2 separate regions of the Homo sapiens genome follow, and region 1 is linked to region 2. Evidence: chromatin contacts called from ENCODE Hi-C or POLR2A ChIA-PET data. All regions are on one chromosome and are shown on one strand. The core of a region is the stretch at or near the end of the contact, and the rest is flanking DNA. Distances in the headings are between cores, read along the strand shown. Region 1 overlaps SLTM (SAFB like transcription modulator). Region 2 has its middle 130 kb from the start of AQP9.

What was found. A loop is a pair of places that touch in the nucleus more often than their neighbours do. ChIA-PET counts read pairs that join two places held with the same protein, here RNA polymerase II (POLR2A). Pooled maps may share reads with other maps.
Region 1: a pooled map shows a loop between it and region 2 (2.7-fold over the local background). The contact joins two enhancer-like sites. A Hi-C loop is called at or near these places in 5 of 50 pooled maps. POLR2A ChIA-PET finds 5 or more read pairs at or near these places in 3 of 52 experiments (OCI-LY7, activated naive CD8-positive, alpha-beta T cell and endothelial cell of umbilical vein).

What each region holds. Positions count from the first base shown.
Region 1 is chr15:58,877,281-58,881,460 of GRCh38, reverse strand. SLTM (SAFB like transcription modulator) reads left to right here. Exons shown (of 21, transcript NM_024755.4): 21 at 1,354-2,411. The coding sequence ends at 1,462. Among named protein-coding and RNA genes, the nearest start is that of SLTM, 54 kb to the left of the region's middle. RefSeq lists an enhancer at 843-932 and a silencer at 3,084-3,284. Within about 2 kb of position 1,445, at least 2 of the 41 ENCODE cell types and tissues checked have a DNase peak (open chromatin) inside an H3K27ac peak, as active enhancers do.
Region 2 is chr15:58,268,444-58,272,870 of GRCh38, reverse strand. No RefSeq gene overlaps it. Among named protein-coding and RNA genes, the nearest start is that of AQP9, 130 kb to the right of the region's middle. RefSeq lists an enhancer at 2,547-2,841. Within about 2 kb of position 2,665, at least 5 of the 41 ENCODE cell types and tissues checked have a DNase peak (open chromatin) inside an H3K27ac peak, as active enhancers do.

The DNA.
Region 1 (4,180 bases), core at 196-2,695, 610 kb before region 2:
CCGCCTCCTGGGTTCACGTGATTCTCCTTCCTTGGCCTCCCAAGTAACTGGGACAACAGCGTGTGCCACCATGTTCAGCTGATTTTTTTGTATTTTTAGTAGAGATGGAGGTTTCACTTTGTTGGCCAGGCTGGTCTCAAACTCCTGTTCCTCAGGTGATCCTCCAGCTTCAGCCTCCCGAAGTGCTGGTATTATAGGTGTGAACCACCACACCCGGCCTTCACTGTAGATTTTTATCTCCTGGTTTGTTAAAGTTTTTTCTTTTTTGAGATGGAGTCTCGCTGTGACACCCAGGCTGGGGTGCATTGGCATGATCTCAGCTCACTGCAACCTCTGCCTCCCGGGTTCAGGCAATTCTCCTTGATCCGCCCGCCTCGGCCTCCCAAAGTGCTGGGATTACAGGCGTGAGCCACTGCGCCCGGCCTGTTAAAGGTTTTTTGTCGGGGGAGGGGGTCTGCTTTTTTGTGTTACTAACATCTGCTCTGTTGCATTACACATAAAGATTCCAGAAATATTCTTAAATGACTTCTATAATTTAGTTCACAAGCTTTAGCAAACAACAGAATCACCTGGAGGGCTTGTTAAAACACAGGTTGGCCGGGCGTGGTGGCTCCTGCCTGTAATTTCAGTACTTTGGGAGGCCAAGGCTGGCAGATCTTTTGAGCCCAGGAGTTCAAGACCAGCCTGGCCAACATGGCGCAACCCTGTCTCTAAGAAAAATAAAAAAAATTAGCTGAGCATGGCGGCACTTGCCTGTAGTCCTAGCTACTCTGGTGGCTGGCTGAAGTGGGAGAATCACCTGAGCCCAGGAAGTCAAGGCTGCTGCAGTGAGCCATGAATGTGCCACTGCACTCCAGCCTCGGTGAAGTGAGTGAGGCCCTGTCTAAAAATATATATATTTAAAAGAACAAACAAAGAAAAGCACAGGTTGCTGGGAGTCCCACCCTCAGTTTCTTTCTCTGTGGTCTGAGATGGGGGTGAGAATTTGCATTTCTAACAGGCACCCAGCTGGTGCTGCTGCTGCTGGTTTGGGGTCCACACTTAAGAGATCTGCTGCTGTAGTCCACGTGCAGATCCACAACTGGCTTCTGAAGTAATGGGGCTTCAAAGTGAGATTGCCCAAGTTCAAATCTCTGCTTCACCATTTTATTAGCTCTGTGACCTTGGAAGAGTTCCTCAACCTCCAGATCTGTTTCTTCAGTAAAGTGGGGTTAGCAATGGTTCAGACCTCACGGGACTGTTGAAAAGAGTAAATGATTTATTTTGGATAAAGTACCAAGAACAGTGCCTGGTATTTGCAGTGATGATTTGTTCTTTGTTCTCTGATGTTTTTTTCTTTTAAACCTTTTTCAGTAACGCATCCCCAATTAATAGAATTGTACAAATCAGTGGCAATTCCATGCCAAGAGGAAGTGGCTCCGGATTTAAGCCATTTAAGGGTGGACCTCCGCGACGATTCTGAAAATGAGCTCTCTGCCAAGGTTTTAAGATAATTTATTGAAATCTCCTGTAAACTTTACTTGACTACTTATGAAGAGGACCTCTGACTTGCTTGAGAGTTCTGTCAGACTTTTCTTTTTAAAAATTTAACATGATTGCTTTTCTCAATTTTGGAGAAGATGTTTAAATAGTTCTGTTGTAACTTTTAATAGTTTTGTGTATCATTCAACTTTTTTTCTTGCAGCACCGAGGCACATTTGAAAAGATGGAATTGAAGTCGTTTTGTTTAACGCTGTGTGAATATAAAGAGTAGTTTGCAGCTGTGTGGTAGTGGTTTAATTTGCAGCCTTAGCTCTGTGGTGTCTGGCTCTAGAGTTACTTCTTTTTACCAAGCATTTTCAGCCTCCATTTTGAAGGCTGTCTACACTTAAGAAGTCTTAGCTGTCTAATTTTTAGAGAATAAGATTGTTCATTGCATTTCTGAGTATTATGTAACCTATTTTTGCAGAAGGTACTGTTACATTAAGTGCATCTGTGTATCCTGGTTTAAAAAAATGTAATCTTTTTTGAAATAAACCTTCATATTCTGTATAGTTGCTAAAGTGTTGAGAACCTTTTTAATTGTAAAATGAGAACCGATTTTCAGTTTAGTGTAGCAGCACACTTGTTCAGGTTTGCATGGTATGAAACCAAATAGATTCATGAAACCTTGGCCATGAGGTTTGTTTCACAAGGTTCTTAGACCGAGTTGTGCAGGTAAGTGCACTTTTAGGTAATCTGCACTGTTTGTTTGATGGATAAATTCCATCTCTGGGAATTGTGTGGGTATTAATGTTTCCATGTTCCCAACTATGTTGAGAAGTGGAAAAAAACCCAGGTTCTAGATGGGTGAATCAGTTGGGTTTTGTAAATACTTGTATGTGGGGAAGACATTGTTGTCTTTTTGTGAAAATAAAAATCCACACCTGGAAGTGTATGTGTCTTTGTTTTCAGCGTTTTAGGTGTTAGTCGTCCAGTTCTTTCTGTAGTTCAGCCCAAGGTGACTGACTAGATATAGAGCTATAAAGGCATTCTTTTGGTCTTTGTTCTTCAGAAATAAATCTAGCTTAGACTCTTCACCTCAGTAGCTGGGCAGCACATGCTGTTCACATGTTAGAGACTTAACCACTAATCCTATGGCTTTTTTAAAGGCATCTCTTTTAGGAAAGCCCTTCAAGGTAAATGCTGCTCTTTCAAAAAAGCTTCCCACATCCCTTTATATAAATCAGTGAAGAAAAATCCAAATGGTCTAGATTTTGGTAAATTCAGCACTCTCTATGCTCAATACGGTCATGCCCATGAGATGGCTCACACTTCTGAGTGCCGTGGGGCAACCAAGGTTCTGTGGTCTCTGGTCCTTTGGGGAACTTCTCTGGATTTCTTACGTTTTCTGCCATTCCCAGTCCTACAGCTGTGGGAGCAGGTTGGGTGTCTGCGTTGGTGTAGGGGAGGTCTACCTCATTTTTGATCACTACGTGTTGTAGAGTGGCACAGGAGAAGCCTCAGTATCCATTGGAGTGAATGTTGGTGACTTTGGGTTAGAATGTCACTTCTCGTTGTTTCCTCATTTGTAGAGTGGGACTGTGCTTCTTAGAAGGGATTATCATACAGCTGCAAACACTGGCTAAGCGCTTTACGTGCTGGGCAATGTGCTAAGCGTTTGACATATGTTCCCTTGCCTAATACTCAGAAGAATCCTCCTAGCCACAGGTAGAATTACTGACCTGACCAGTTTTCAGATGGGAATCTGGATAGTAACCTGCCTTTTAAACATTAGATCCTTGATTTGTTTCAGTCTTTTCTACACTTATACTGAAGGGTACAAGCCTACAGACACTATAGGTAATTATTTTTTACTCGAGTTGCCATGGCGATGGCTTTAAGTTCAGAAAAGCTGACAAAACCACCTGATATGCTGGCATTGAGGTTGAGTGGCCCTCAACCATCATGGGCAGCAGCTAGCAGCGATCTGGCTGGCTCAGGGTCAACAGTGAAAACCAAATTTGGAGGTTTTTGTTTTGTTTTGTTTTTGTTTTTGAGACAGAGTCTAGCTCTCACCCAGGCTGGAGTATAGTGGCACGATCTCGGCTCACTGCAACCTCCGCCTCCTGGGTTCAAGCGATTCTCCTGCCCCAGCCTCCCGAGTAGCTGGGATTACAGGTGCCAGTCACCACGCCCAGCTATTTTTTTGTATTTTTAGTAGAGACGGGGTTTCACTATGTTGGCCAGGCTGGTCTCGAACTCTTGACCTCATGATCTGCCTGCCTCAGCCGCCTAAAGTGCTGTGATTACAAGCGTGAGCCACCACGCCTGGCCTATTTAGAGGTTTTGTTGTTGTTTTGAGGTGGAGTCTCACTCTGTCTCCCAGGCTGGAGTGCAGTGGCACAATCTTGGCTCACTGCAACCTCTGCCTCTCGGGTTCAAGCAATTCCCCTGCCTCAGCCTCCCAAGTAGCTGGGATTACAGGTGCCTGCCACCACGCCCGGCTAATTTTTTCTATTTTTAGTAGAGACGGGGTTTCACCATGTTGGTCAGGCTGGTCTTGAACTCCTAACTTCATGATCCACGAAGGAAGACAGATTCTTCAAAGCCAAGAGAATGGAGGAAAATGTGCCATTCCCCGTGTGCTTGATGCGTAATCCAAATGTTTCGCCACAGGACAATGGCATCAATGAGTCAGAAGCTACAGACAGCTCATATG
Region 2 (4,427 bases), core at 1,416-3,915:
TTCACTCTGCTTTTGGAAGCCCTTGGCCTAGCTCCTTGGCTTTCTGTGGGTTATGCAGGACTCAGTAAATGTTTCATGGGGAAAACCAGCCACATGTTTGGGGCTTGGGCATCTAGTGTCACATGACTGCCCAAATCCAGTAGATTTCCTCTGCATGGGCCAAGCCCAATCCTCAGTCCGCCCACAGAACTGGCAAAAAAAGAGGAGAAAGCTGCTGGCAATTTTCAGCTCATTCAACAGGGCTTTAAAAAAAAGTCTTTCCTCCTGCAAATCAGAATAATCTAGTCATCATTGCTTCCATTACTTGCTAATATCTTAAAAGTTGATTTTGTAATTTACCCGGGTTTTCTAGTTGTTGAAGTGAGAACCTGGGGCTGCCACTATCTACTGTATTCTGCCCAGGAGCAAAAGTTGACTACCGTAACAATTTAAAATATAAAACATGTATACTAAAAACATCTATAATTAGTCAATATCACTACTCTTCTTTTGACTACTATAAAAACTTTAGAGGAGTAACATTAACATTAAAGAATGTAGGAATGGCAAATATACAAGCAGCCACTACCCCTAGGACTGAGGCAGGTACACATCTGGAAAAGGGCCTTCTCCCAGGGTGAGAGTCACATTTTACTGAAGGTTGACGCCCCCTGCATGGTGGAGAAGTCTGCTTAGGCCCCACAGTCTGGGGCTGGTAGACAGGCAAACTCGCTGCTAGAATGCTGGCAACACTGCTAGCAGACCACCTATTAGACTGCCAGTGATGAACTTTCTTGAACCCACTCACTGTGTTGCTGTGGAAGTCACTGGGAAGCCACCTGCTGGGGTGCCCGTAGAACTTGCTGGAAGCTGTGCTAACTGCTAGGTAAGTGGCCCCTCACCTGCAAACCACCCACTGGCTGCCACAGGAGCCGGAAGAGTAAAGCAACAGAACCAGAAAGAGAAGCCCCTTCCTCCTGCTGGTCTTTCCAGGGCCCTGTACTGTCAAGGACTAACATTGCAACAGCTGGGGTCCAGCTCTACATCCCAAAGGAGGGCACAGAAGAATGGATTAAGAGCCAAGAGGAATACATTGATAATTGGCACAGATTTTCTTTTGCTCACCGTTGCTACTTGCACCCCATCCTTCCTGTGTTTATAGTTTGATTTCTGAAGTACATCCTTTAGCAATTATTTTAGCGCGGGTCACTGGATAAATTTTCTCAGCTTTGTCCATCCCAAATTGTCTTTATTTTACCCTCCTCCTTGAATAATAGTTTAGCTGGGTATTAAATTCTACACTGACTGGTCATTTTCCTAAGTACTACAAAAATATTATTTCATGTCTTCTGATCTTTGTGGCTCTTATTAAAATTTTTGCTCTTAGTTTAATTATTTGTAGGCAATCTGTCTCTTGTTGCTTTGAAGATTTTTTTTTTTTTTCTGGTCTGGAGTTTCCTATCAATGTTCCAGGTTTTTATCTTATTTGGGAGTCTGTGTTTCTTCCATCGGTGGAGTCATTTTCAGAAAATCTCTATCAATTCTGGAAAAATCTCTCCCATTAACTTTCCAAACATTGCCTTCCTAGTTCACTCTGTTTTGTCTTTCTGGAACTCCTATTATCTGCATTTCAATGCTTTTTATTCTTTTCTCTATGTATTTTATAGATATTTTTGTCTAACTTTCTGTGCTGAATTCTGTGCAGATTACTCAGTTCTTCTTGTCCACTATTTTCTCTACAGCTATGTTTAATCAGCTACTGAGCTCATTCTTTGAAGGCTTGTTTTTCATTTGTAAAAGTTTTATTTGGTTATTTTTCGAATCTGCCTGTTCTTGTCAAGTCTCTCCTTTTTCTACTAATTTACAAATTTTCTTTTAAGCGTATTTATAATCTTTTCTTTTGGATTGTTTTATTATCAGAAGTTACTTTAGTTCTAAGCCCATTCTAAATTCTTTATTCTAAGTACTTTAGTTCTAAGCCCATTTAGTTCTAAGCCTGGTTCTAAATTCATTATTGTATTTTACTGTATATTTGACAATACTTAAGGGTTGTTCCGTTGTGAGTTTTTAAATTTTGGATTGGATGTATATTCAGTATTTCGCTTTTTGGAGAATGCTATGCCACCTTGGTTGAGGAAGTAACCCTTCATAATGTTTTTGTGTTTACTCATGCTAGGTAATATAAATTTGTATCTTTAATAGCATAGGCCAGAGATTTTTGATGTCTCAGTGGTATCAGTCTGGGTCTAATCGGGAGACAGAAACCACACATAATAACTTAAATAAGTTAATTTACTATAAGGCATTATTAAGCTATGTTAACAGAGTAACTAAAATGATGTAAAGGGAATGCTACATTGAGACTCTAGGGCTGAGAGAGAATACCCAAGGAAGGGCACATTTGGATAGGATGGGGCCTTCTTGAGGCTGGGGTTCAAAACTCATTGGCAAAGATGTGGCTGCAGCTCACAGGAAGGAGAGGAGTTTACTGCGGCCCATCCGCAGTTGCTGGGCAAACAGGAAACACAAGGTGTAAAGTCTGGAGCATGGGAAGTCTGTGTCAGGAGGACCATGGAAAGGTGGTCACAGGACTGGCTGGAATGGTGAGGTCACCGAGGGACCGTGCAGAACACCACTGGATGTCCCCCTTCACCCACCCTGCTGACCAACCCTGCAGCAGGAGCAATAAAAAGCCAAACCCCTCACACAGAAACCAGGAAGAGAAGCCCTTTTCCTCCTGCAGTGTCCCTCCAGTGCCCTCTGCTGACAAGTATAGTATGATCCTTACTGTGAAGGAGAAAGGCTTACAGTGTTCAGACTGTGATCCCAGACCAGGTATTACAAGTTCAAAGCTGAGAGGCAATAAATTAATAAATGCCTCAATTTATCAATCCATCTGGATTGGTATATTTTCTTCTCCAGAATGTGAGCAAAGACACCCTTGATCTATTTGCCAGTAAATTGATTATTGTTAGTCCACCTTTCTCTGCAGGTGCCACCCTTTGAGAGTTCAGGTTTTAAGCAGCGGCCCTGTTCCCACTCCCTACCTCATGTGGACTCAAGGACTTCTTTCCTTTTCCCACGCGGGCATTAAAGCCGGCGCCCCTAGGAAACTGATGTCAATATCTTCTCATCCAATTTGGCAGCTGCTCATCACTTACTACTTTTCTTTTATGGTCTCTTTTCATTTTCATCACTTGGGAATTTCCCTTTCTTGGTTGTGAACGCAGCTGTGCATTAAAAACAAAGTGACACACATTATACCTAGCATTTCTAAGAGGTCTTAGAGGGAAGAGTTCAGTCTCCATTCCTCTGGCAGCTTAACAATACCTGTTCTTGTTCTCTCTTGCAAGTTTCTGGGCCAGATACCTTTTTTTTTCCTCTTTTTTTTTTTTTTTTTTTTTTTTTTTTCCAGAAAAGGTCTGGCTCTATCACCCAGGCTGGAGTGCAGTGGCACTATCTCAGCTCACTGCAACCTCTGCCTCCTGGGCTCAAGCAGTCCTCCCACCCCAGCCTCTTGAGTAGCTGGACTATAGGCATGCACCACCATGCCCAGATCATTTTTGTATTTTTTATGGAGACGGGGTTTTGCTATGTTGCCCAGGCTGTTATTGAACTTGTGAGTTCAAGCAATCACCTGCCTCAGCCTCCTAAAGTGCTGGAATTAGAGGAGTGAGCCGCCACGCCCAGCCTTGGGCCAGAAAACTTCTTGAGACATATGCTAGAAGATTTAAAATGTAAATAAAATAACCCTCACTGCGAGTTGCATTATTTTATTTTAGCATATCATCAGACCATGGCTGCTAGTTTAGGTGATTAATAGCTAGACTATCTCAAGCTTGGTGAAGTGGCTTGTACAGTGCTTGTCACCTGTAACTTTCATATGTGCATTTTTAAAACACTGCAGAGATGAATTTGTGGCAGCAAGAAGGGATTTTAATCTCCACCTGAGGGCTCTGCATACTTTGGTGGGTGTGTAACCAATTTCCATTTCATTAGTTATGTAAGATGTGACTTAACTCAATAACTGGATCCGACCCACATTTCTGATTTACTTCAGCAATGTATTAGCAAACATATAGGTTACGCTATGCATTGGCCTTACCCTTAGTTTAATTTTGGAGGTTGGTGTATTGTTTTACTGGGGAAACGTGTGCCCTAGAAATGTAAGGAGACTTTCCTCTGAGCTTCTGACACATTTTGCATACATCTAGACTATACTGCCTATCAATTGCAATGTAGTTTTTGTTTACTTGCTGACATTCCCTTCCAATTAGATCTTTGAGGATGAGATCTTTTTATCTGCCCCAGGGCCTCACACAGCTGCAGAAAGGAGATGATAATTAAATAATTTTTGAGTAAAGCACATTTTGCCTAGGATCATACAACTAGAAGTAACTCAGCATAACTTGTGTGTGCACCCACTATACTTCAGTACTTTAACTGCA